Linked DNA regions of Homo sapiens: region 2 is linked to region 1. A link is a loop called in an ENCODE intact Hi-C map of the cell type or tissue named here. Cell type or tissue: heart right ventricle. All regions are shown on one strand. Each heading gives the region's core, and the rest is flanking DNA. Links, peaks and the distances in the headings are about the cores only.

Region 1 (5,377 bases), core at 329-5,328:
ACAGCCACTCCATTCTAGCCTAGATGGTCCTCTTCCTGACTCCTGAACATTTCCAAAAATTCCTACCGCCCCTCACAAAGGAACAATGACTTGTCATGCTCTCCCTCCCATTTGAAGATTCACACTCACCTGTGCTTCAAGACCCACTCAAATCTTATCTGCTCCTCAAAGTGTTCTATAATTACCTTTTCCTCCATGCCCCCAAAGTAGCCCCCATGTGGCTCCTTCCTGCTTGGAACCCGGGGAGTGTTTGCTTTCTCCCTCATTCAGTTGCCCTGGGGTTGCCTTGCCAGTTAATTTTCATTTGTTTCTTTAGCAAGCATGAGCTGACATCTATAACTGTGGCTCAAGAAATAATACAAATCTTTATCTGTTCTGAGCCCCCACCTGCCTGGCTGGTGGGCAAACTAATCCCGGTCCTTGTGTGGGCCCCCATGGTGGGACCATATAAGCTTCATATGACTCCCAGGCCGGTAGTGTGTATGAGTGCGTGGGGATGGGGTGGGTGAGGGAGGGGTAGGAGCAGATGCTAACTCCACTCTGTCTTCAAGTCTGAAAACACAGCCTGGTACACACATGTTAACTACCAAATTACACGGTCAGTCTGGCAACACCTGCTTCAGCCGGAGTGCAGATGAATGAGTTAACACTAATCAGCTCCTGGGACCCGACTCAGAAGCAACATCTTTGAGGAAGCCTTTTCTAACTTTTTGAGAAAGAAGCCAAAGCTTTTGCAAGGGCCTGTAGACGCCACCTGATTCTCCTTCCTCCCTTTTTTCTTGGCTGCATCTCCCATCCTGAGATGGAGCAGGGACCCCTCTTAGGGGCCTGTGCCCCCCTCACTACCACAAGCATGGAAATGAAAAATCTTAAGTTCCTTCAGATTGCAGGCACTTAGCTGGCCCTGAGAAGTAAATGAGCAATTTGATCAGCAAGAAGGTAATAGTAGCCTAAAACAATAGCCAAGGAAATTAGAGTCATGGGATGTTTGGTTCCCTATAGAAACTAAAGATTAATTCTTAACGTATGTCCCTGAGTTGTTTTCAAAACCTGGACCCCCACCAAATGTATCTGCTGGCACACAGACCTTGGATAAGGGGGAACCGGGGACTGAACTCCGACCACTGCTCTTCGTTCTTTCTTCCTGATGGGCCTGGAAGAAGTCACACCTGTGAGCCAGAGCTAACGTTCTTTTCTGCTAACCCCACATTTTTAAACAAAGCTTCTTTTCCTTAACCAATTGCAAATCAGAAAATCTGTGAACCCACCTATGACGTGTAAAGGCCCCGCTTCAAGGTGTCCCACCTTCTTAGGCCAAACCAATGTATAACCTCCATGCCTTGATTTAAATTTGCCTGTATTAACTTGTTTTCCTGAAAATTTCCCTTGCCTTTAAAAACCCTCGCTTGCAAACCTTTGCAAGGGTTCAGGTCTTAAGCATGAGCTGCCCAATCAACATTGCCTGGTGCCCTGCAAATAAATGCCCTCCTTTCTCCCTCTGCAAACCTCTGTGTGGATGTTTGATCTTATTGCAGCAGGTGAGCACACCCCAGTTCAGTTCAGGAACATCGCCTCTCCCTCACTCCCTCTGCCTCAGCCACACTGCACCCCCGCCCGGCTGTTCCTCAAACATACCAGGCACTATGCATGCTCCCTCCTTGCCCTTCTCACCTTTGCTCTTCCCTCTGCTAGCTACGCAGCTCACTCTCCCTTACTTCAGGTCCTTGCCCTAACATCATTTTTCACTGAGGTCTACCTTAACCATCCTATTATAGTTGGAGTACCCTTCCTAGTGACTTCTGTCCATTTCCTGCTCTATTCTTCTTCAAAATTATGGTTATGTAAAATACATATTTTTTACTACCTTTTTCTTATTTACTATCTATTGCACCACCTTCTCCCTCTGGAATTTAAGCTCCATAGAGCAGAAATTTTAAAATCTATTTTGTTCACTATTGTATCTTTAGTGTAGTGCCTGAGACATAATAGGCAGTCAATAAGTATTTGTTGAGTGAATAATTTTTTTCTTGAATATTTTCACCAAACCTTATGCCACAATCTGTAACTCCTCCTAGTTTTTTTTTTTCTGATGTCCACAGATGCACCTCTCCAGTAGGCTGTGTGTTCTAGTAAATGAATAATGGATGCCCAAAGGAATTGAGGCCAAAAAAATGTGCCTTACTCTTTAACTCATAAGACATAATACTTGCCAATTAAATAAAAAGGGGAAATTTTAAAACATACATGCCCACGTCCTCTAACCTTAGGATAAAAGAAGTAATCTTAGGGGGAAAAAAAACAAGAAACACAGTGCTGACCTTTGCAGGGGTGGAAGGTGCCAAGGGCTGTGGCTGTTTCTCCAGCAGACATGGGGACCACATGCTGAACCATCTCCTCCCTTCCCTCTACCCCTGTGCCTGTCGCCCAGTACACACAACACAAGCTCCATTCAGAGCTGTTGAGTGCAGCCTCTAGCCACGGAGCAGGTGAAGTTAACTGGCCCCCTTGGGGATTGAACCCAGGCTTTGGCCTCATTAGCACCAGCTGCAACCAACTAGTCACACACAGGCTCCACACAAACAGAGAGATCACAGGATGGCTGGGCAGGTGCGTGAATAAACCAACACACCCGTAAATAATGAAATATTTACACGAGGCAGGGTCAGCAAGACTTTGTGAGGAGGGCATTGAGTGAGAGGGGAAGAGCATCAGCTTTCTTTCCTCTGGACAGGAAAAAGCAATGCCCCCTATGTGTGTGTTTAAAGGAGGCCAATAGCCCAGGCAATTTGTAACTTGGGGTGTTGCTACTATTGCTATTGTTCTTTTGATTATTCAGGAACATTTCTTTTCTGTTTTAAAGAAAACTAATTGCAACATCTTGGAGGCAAGGAGGCTTCATTTTCCACCAGTCAAGCCCTTTGTCAATTAAGTAATAAGGTCCATTACACTGCTTCTTAAAAACAATTAACCAACCGACCCTTCCTCAACCTCAGCTTTTGGGAAACTTGCAGCTTCCAGAGGTGGCTGTAACATCAGGGGTCATTTAGCAAATGAAGGGGAGAGTCTTTGGACTGATTCGTAGAGAAAGGCCATGATTTTCACCACCTACTCCTTTACCTAAAATGCTTGCCACAGGGAGGAGCTCTGAGTATGACTCATGTAGCTAGTTTTCCTAGCCCCGTCCTCCACACAGAGGCTGAGGCAAGGATTACAGTGCGGCTGCTTTATTGGAGAGGTGTAACCTTGGAGAGGTGAGGAAAGAAAGAGGAGGAAAGGCAGGAAAGATGAGGATCAAGGTGATGCAATGGTGCTGCTCTAGATGCTGCTTCTTGGTGAGTGGCTAGAGACACAAACTGCCCTGAGTGTGTCCGCTCAGCTCATGGGACTTCTGCAGAAGATTAGCCAGGTTGAATCACACCTCAGGGTGGAGGGAGGACATACTCTCCACCTCCAGTTACCTTGGTTCAGGTTCACACACCATGGAGGTAACACCTTGCATTTCTGGGTATCATCTGGCTCCTCAGGAGCTGCTCAGGAGGCCAGGTCCCATGCCCATGGCTGTGGTATTTTATCCAAATCCTGGAGTGGAAAAGTGACCAGGAATGAGGATGCTCAGCAGTGGGGATGGGGTTATCAGAAGTATTCAAACCAGAGTGACTCCATCTTGAATAGGAGTTGGGTAAAATGAGGATGAGACCTGCTGGGCTGCATTCCCAGGAGATCAGGCATTCTTAGTCACAGGATGAGATAGGAGGTTGGCAGGACTAGTATGAAAGGATACAAGTCAAAAAGCCCCTGCTGGTAAAACAGGACGCAGTAAAGAAGCCAGCCAAAACCCACCAAACCCAAGATAGTGATGGAAGTGACCTCTGGTCATCCTCACTGCTCATTATATATTAATTGTGATATTTGTGTGCTAAAAGACACTCCCATCAGCGCCATGACAGTTTACAAGTGCCATGGCAACACTGGGAAGTTACCCTATATGGTCTAAAAAGTGGAGGAACCCTCAGTTCCAGGAATTGCCCACCCCTTTCCTGGAAAATTCGTGAATAACCCACCCCTTGTTCAGCATATCATCAAGAAATAAACATAAGTGTACTCAGTCAAGCAGCCCATGCCACTGCTCTGCCTATGGAGTAGCCATTCTTTTGTTTCTTTACTTCTCTAATAAACTTGCTTTCACTTTACTCCATGAACTCACCCCAAATTCTTTCTTGTGCAAGATCCAAGAACCCTCTCTTGGGGTCTGAATTGAGACCCCTTTCTGGTAACAGGGTCACACAGACTCAGGGCCCCAACTGGATTCCAGGCAGTTCCAGGGCTTGGCAAAGACAGTGATGCTGTTGGTGGGGTGAGGGGTGTGAGGGGCAGGCAGCAGCTTTGGAAGTAAGGTGGCTTTGAAGGAATCTGAGGAGGCTGTCAACATTTGTGTAATACAGTGGGGATCTCAAAGAGTTCCTCCTACTTCCAACTCAGAAATAACATTTCTTCACAGAACATCTTTTGAAATCCACCAGTCATGCCTTTTGGCTAGTTTGTCTGCTTACATAGAGATCAGGCCAGAGATTCACCCGAGTGTTTCTGCTGAATGACCACTTTCCCCTCTGAGGCCCCACGCTGTCCTGCACTTTGTAAATGCCATGTTCCCAGGTTCCCCTTGCTTGGGCCCAGGTGGCACCTTTTCCCTGCTCAGCCTCTTTCCTCAGCAGAGGACTGACGTTCTTTGAGGTTACAACCAGGGCCTTGAGCAACAAGATTGTGACCTTGAGTGACACAGAAGCCTCAACCAAGAGGGCTCCACTTTTCAAGGTGGCAATTGCAATGAAGTTGGTGCCAATGGGAAAAATATCCTAGATGGAATGACACAGGGAAGGACATGACTTGGCAGTGGTCCAACCAGGTGGACAGTCTGTCTTTCCTTGTCACAGTTTTTATTCCCTGTGGCTTGAGTGCCATGCTTGCTACTTGCAGAGACTGGCATGAGAAGTCAGGTCCAGAGCATGGCACAGCACCTCTGTGAGGGGCTGGTGAGAGGCTTCAGTGACATTTCAAGGCACCAATGTCCACGGCTTTCACAAAACATTAGATATAAGTCAGAGGAGATGGTTTGGGGTCCATTTAGCAATTTCTTTCAAAAAAAGCGATGGAATATACATTTTTTTTCAGAAAGAATATGCATTTTCCCACCATTTTCCCATAGACCATTCATTGCCTTGCACCTGAGAGCCTCTAAGATGTGTGTGGATGTGTGTGTGTGTGTGTGTGTGTGTGTGTGTGTGTGCATGCGTTGGGAGTTGTGAGGACAAAGAATAAGACAGGAACAAAACAAGAAACAAATTATTTGCCCCTTCCCACCCTCCACAGCAGCAGAAAG
Region 2 (5,322 bases), core at 323-5,322, 530 kb after region 1:
CATTAAATATGTCAACAGCAAGACATTTTTAAATATTTTGAATCAAATACTATAGCACAAATATAATTTACAATACTTTGCAAAGAAAACATTACATCTGAAATATAACTTTAGATATTATATAAAAATACATATATTTTCTCTCCTCATTAGAAAAAGTATTTTTTGCAGGTTCCAGCATGATGTAACAATTCAAAAGAATTTGCCCCTTCAGATGATCCTTCAATTGCGCTAGATGACACCCTCTCCACTTCAGCTGCGAAGGGGCACATGACCAGGGACCAACCCCTCCCATAGCCCACATGCAGTTTCTCATAAGGTCACCCCGTAATTGCTCCAATCTGGTTTAATTCTAGGAATTCATTACAAAATTTAAAAACCATTGTGTAACACACCATGAGTCTAACATCTCCCACTGGCTGTAAATACGCGTGTTCTCTACAAGGTCAAGAGCATGGATACTGAGTCGTGTACCGTTGGGGCCATGCCTCTTAGTAGTCTCACACACCTATATACATCTTTCTTGGCTTGTTTTAAAAAATGTTTCCAAACATCCAGGAAATACATAACACTCCAAAAACTGGGGCTCAATCTATATCTCGAACTTTAAAAGCCCCAAAGTATGTTGCATCCTGATCCGGATCCAGTAAGGAGGGGTTGGAGACCTCGATGCTGATTTCCTCTCCAGACCGTAACTTAAAAAATCCACCAACGTTTATGGAATAAAAATGGAATTCAGAATTCCCTGACCAATACTTGGTGCTTCCTCCTTTCATCAGGGTATGAGAACTTGGGATTTTGATGCTGGTTTTAGTGACGTACACCATTAGTTGAAGATACTCTGTAGCTAGGTCTCCTGAAGTTTCATGATGTCGAAAGCAAATGTTGGCATACAGGTAATAAAAGCCATCCTGATTAACTATTAGTTTTCCATTGCTAAAAGTCATGTTGGAGATCTTGGCCCAACCCCGATCATGGTACCAAGAGGACAGACTCACTTTATGGGAACCTGTGGAGAAGAGAGGCATAAGATTTGAAAGTCAGTCCTTAAATGAGAAGGACGTCTTCACAATTCTATGAGGTTAGGGAGAAAAAATAGTATAGCAGTCATTATTTCAAAGGGAGAATAACTTATTGGCATTTCTTTTCTAGAAGGGGAGAATACATTCAGATGTACTTGGTGCATTCTGTTAGGCACAGTAGAGGCTACGAAGACAAAAACTCATTTTTCCTGCCCTCAAGGCGTCTATAGTGCACCAGGGGTAAGTACGATATGTGTTCAGAGCAGAAGTAAGGCATGAGTAACAATAGGCAAGGTTCAGTAACTCCCATGGGAGCTCAAAGGACGGAGAGACAAGAACAACTTTCCACCCAGAAGGGTAAAGAATGCCTTTGTGGAGTTGCTGCTAAGCCTGAGAACTTAAGAGAAATGGGATTCAGCCACACAGACAGGAGCAGAAAGGTCATTCCAGGTTGAAGGAAGAGATAAGCCAAAGGCAACTGAGACAGGAAAGCAAGAAACTAGGATAGGAAGACAATTTCCACATGTCACAAGTCTCAACCTTCTCTTTTAACTCATGAAGAGGGAAAGTAGGAGATGAAAAACTGGGTCACAGTAACTTTGGCTGAAAGGTCAGACGTCTAAACTCAATTCTCATAATCTATTTTCTTCACCTCCAGTAGCCCAAGTGTCTCCCACCTTAGCTTGCACAACTGAAAAGCTAACTCCAGAGAAGCTCAAAAAGAACATATTCTTAGCATTGCACTCCCTAGCTTAACAACTTCACACAATCCTTCTGACCAAAGGTCTGTAAAGCTTCTCCTGACTGACCAGAATTCTCATTTAGCCCTACTCACCCCTGAAATGAGGTGACACCTGGTCCTCTTGCTACAGCTTCAGAGCAGTAAAAATTTCTAAAGAACCTTCTAAACCAGCAGTGTGTCCAATCCTTTTCATATTTCAGGTCCTTTGGTGTATTTTCCTGGGTCATTAAAAATTGGCAATACCTCTGTGATAAACCCAATTAATCAAAGATTTGTATTGATGTGGACACTATTGTTCAACTGGAAAAGCTGGTAACTAATGGTGGGAAAGTTGTAATACTGTGGAAAGTACAAAAATACATTTTTCTTCCAGAGGATTTTGTAAATACTTATACTAAACTAAGGTGGTCAGCAGTTTGAAATCAGCAAAACAAAGCAGAGTTGAGTCTCAGACTGGAGTTGAGAGAGTTCCTGCAGCCACAAGAAGTTCATTGCTGCCTGTCACACCCAACCACAACTTAGGTCAGGCCCTGAGATGCTGAGGGAGATAAATTAGCCCAGAGATGAAGACTTATAGTGGATTCCAGAGATCCATCAAAACTGACAGCTCTCTGATTAGAGTGAATCCTTATGAGAGCCTCATCGAGAAAGAAACACATGGCTGGGCACGGTGGCTCACGCCTGTAATCCCAGCACTTTGGGAGGCTGAGGTGGGTGGATCATGAGGTCGGGAGTTCGAGACCAGCCTGGTCAACATGGTGAAACCCCATCTCTACTAAAAATACAAAAAATTAGCTGGGCGCGGTGGCAGGCGCCCGTAATCCCAGCTACTCAGGAGACTGAGGCAGGAGAATTACTTGAATCCAGGAGGTGGAGGTTGCAGTGAGCCAAGATCGCGCTACGGCACTCCAGCCTGGGAGACAGAGCAAGACTCTGTCTCAAAAAACAAACAAACAAAACAAACAAAAAAAAGGAAACACACACTAGTTACCTTCCCAGCCTAGTCTGGTTTGGTGGGCCTTGAACATCTACATCCTTCTCTAGAGGCCCACAAGATAGAGAATGTTCTACAATTTTATCTCTAAAGAACTGGGAGCCTGGGATATGATCTGGGAGCCTCAAAACTAGGCTGTAGGAACCAAACAGGCAGTTCTTTCAACCACTTGGGAGAAAAACTGCAGCAAGGGCCATCCAACGGTGGGGCAACCCATCATGAGAAGACCAAGAATTCAATGGTTCCAATCCCTCTGTCCAGAAACAGGATATTTCCTGAACTCCACAACCTATCTGCAGCGGGGTCATCACAGGCCCTCTTGCCTCCTGGGCTCACCACAATAAACACCCTTCTTTTTCATCGGAGGTCTTATTTCAGGTCATCCCAGATTAAAGCACCCCAGATATAAATACCATCATCTGGCCCCAAGTGAGTGAGCATGATCATCACACCTTCATGAACACTAGTAAAAGCAATTCCTCTAATCCATTGACAAAATCCATGAAATTCAAGATGTTTCCCATCTCAAGTTATCCCATGCTGCCTTCATTCTTATCCCACTCTTGCAGTCAATTTGTTGTTCAATCAATGATTTTTCTTATAGTTATCTCTTAACAGAAGAGAAGTCTACCCTCTCAATGGGATGGATCAGCTGGCGTTAGAGCAAGATATGGCCTAGGAAGGCAAGGAAAGAATATGAAATAGAGAGGCAGGAGAAGAGAGGAACCTTGACCGATTACCATTCCCATTGTTAGGTAAGTCATGTGGAAGAAGTGCCCTTATTTCCTACTAAACATCTCTCTATTTTTGTGCATTGACTTACTCATACATTCACTGGTTCATGCTTTTGATCAGTCACACAATATCTACGTGGTGTTTTTAGGAACAGGCAGTCTGCCCGTAATTAAGAATTACATCAACCAACTGTGCCTTAATGGCACTCACCACTAATAGTAGAGAAAATAGAAAATGAGCATATAAAATATGCATTTTCACTTCTGCATGTTGCATAGCACATGGTTGACATTCAGTTACAAGCAACTGCCAAGAGACAGCTACAGAAATTCATGGCAAGCAGGAGAGCTCAGCTCAGGAAGGGGCAGAGAAGCCAGAGGACAGTGGGGCCTTGGGTCAGACTTGGATGGGCTGAGAAAAGGGAGGGTATTGTCAGTGAAGGAAACTGAGCAAAGAATGGAATATGCATGGCACGTATGGGGGAAAAGGAGGAGAGCCAGTCAGTGTGAAGAGAGGACTCAGAAGCAGATAATACCAGGTAAAAACATGAGAAAAATATGCAGTGATCACACAGCAGGCCTCACATGGAAACCTGGATTTTCATCACTGAGGCACACTGACAACCCCTGACTCCAGCCTGCCAGCTTTCCCAGCCTCCCCTGCCCTACACTTCAGTCCCTGCTGCTAAGTACCGCAGAAGAGGTCTCTGCAAATATTTAGCCTGAGTATCCTCCTAAAGAAAGCCATGTATTCTGACCTCACTAAATACTTCCCAACGCATTTCATCTAAGATATTTTGAAAATGCAAGTGGTATCAGTCCATATAAGGCAGATTCTGATTTTACTTGTGTAAGTAAGTATAAAACAGAGCCCCAAAATGAACATGCAAATTTAAAGCCACTTCCTCTGAAACCTCCAGTACTGGCCAAAACTGGGTAATAAATGGACTCAAGGAGTTGTGGGCCCAGCCAGAGCCACAAATTCTATTTTCTTAAACAGAAGTATACACTAACTCATCTCACTCAGTCACAAACTCAATAACTGTCAGAAAATAACCAGGAGTTTTGCCTTGTGTTTTTGGCAATGATTTGATGCTAGGTGCCTGCAGAGAGAGTTTTATAACTAAAACATGCTTGCTATTGCCAAACAGACTTTGGCAAACGGTCTAATGCAATATTTATCATATGCCATTTAAAGTGAACTGAAAAGATAAATGTAGGGAACATTAATAGCACACACAGCTGATGCATTAGTATTAATTTGACTGCCTTTGCTAACATGCAAAATAGTTTTCCACTCAGAGAAATTAATACAGATGCATCCATATTTATTTGATTGCCTTTGCTAACATGCAAAACAGTTTTCCACTCAGAGAAAATTAGTGTAGCTCCACCACAAGACATGCATAGACACACAGTGAGACAAATTATTTATGAAGCAAGTGTCTGGGACAGGAGAGGTCATTTGGAAAATCCTCTAAAAGCCAAAGAATTGGTTTCTCCCTTTCTGTGTCTTCGGTCAGGAAAAATTCCCCCTTGTCCATGCCGTAACAAAGTTTTCCAAATAACTTAGCAAAACTTGAACTTTCTTTCTTTAACTCCGAGAAAAACTTGCCTTAAATTATTTGTAGGAAAAAGGTGGAATATGTATAATTATTTAATTGAACTCAAAAATAACAAATCACACTCCCAAGTGCTTACTATGGCCGTTCTTCCACACAAGAATGTTAGCAGTCTACCTCATTTCATCTTCATAGCTACCCCTTGAGGCAGATGCTATCAACATCCCCATTTTAGACATGATGAAGCTGAAGCATATGTGATTGCAAT

What was found. A loop is a pair of places that touch in the nucleus more often than their neighbours do. Peaks named below come from ENCODE experiments on the same cell type or tissue, not always from the same donor. Only the 100,000 strongest peaks of a DNase experiment are listed, where the experiment ranks them.
Region 2: it touches region 1 in a loop (3-fold over the local background); 16 of 110 quality-filtered maps call a loop at or near these places.

The regions. Positions count from the first base shown.
Region 1 is chr13:43,130,250-43,135,626 of GRCh38, reverse strand. The region is part of intron 1 of LINC00400 (long intergenic non-protein coding RNA 400); the gene reads right to left. Among named protein-coding and RNA genes, the nearest start is that of LINC00400, 20 kb to the right of the region's middle. In heart right ventricle, for the core only: a CTCF peak has its summit at 3,133; no DNase peak of the experiment used is centred there; H3K27me3 peaks cover 269 bases.
Region 2 is chr13:42,602,184-42,607,505 of GRCh38, reverse strand. TNFSF11 (TNF superfamily member 11) reads right to left here. Exons shown (of 5, transcript NM_003701.4): 5 at 1-1,009. The coding sequence ends at 588. Among named protein-coding and RNA genes, the nearest start is that of TNFSF11, 31 kb to the right of the region's middle. In heart right ventricle, for the core only: no CTCF peak of the experiment used is centred there; no DNase peak of the experiment used is centred there.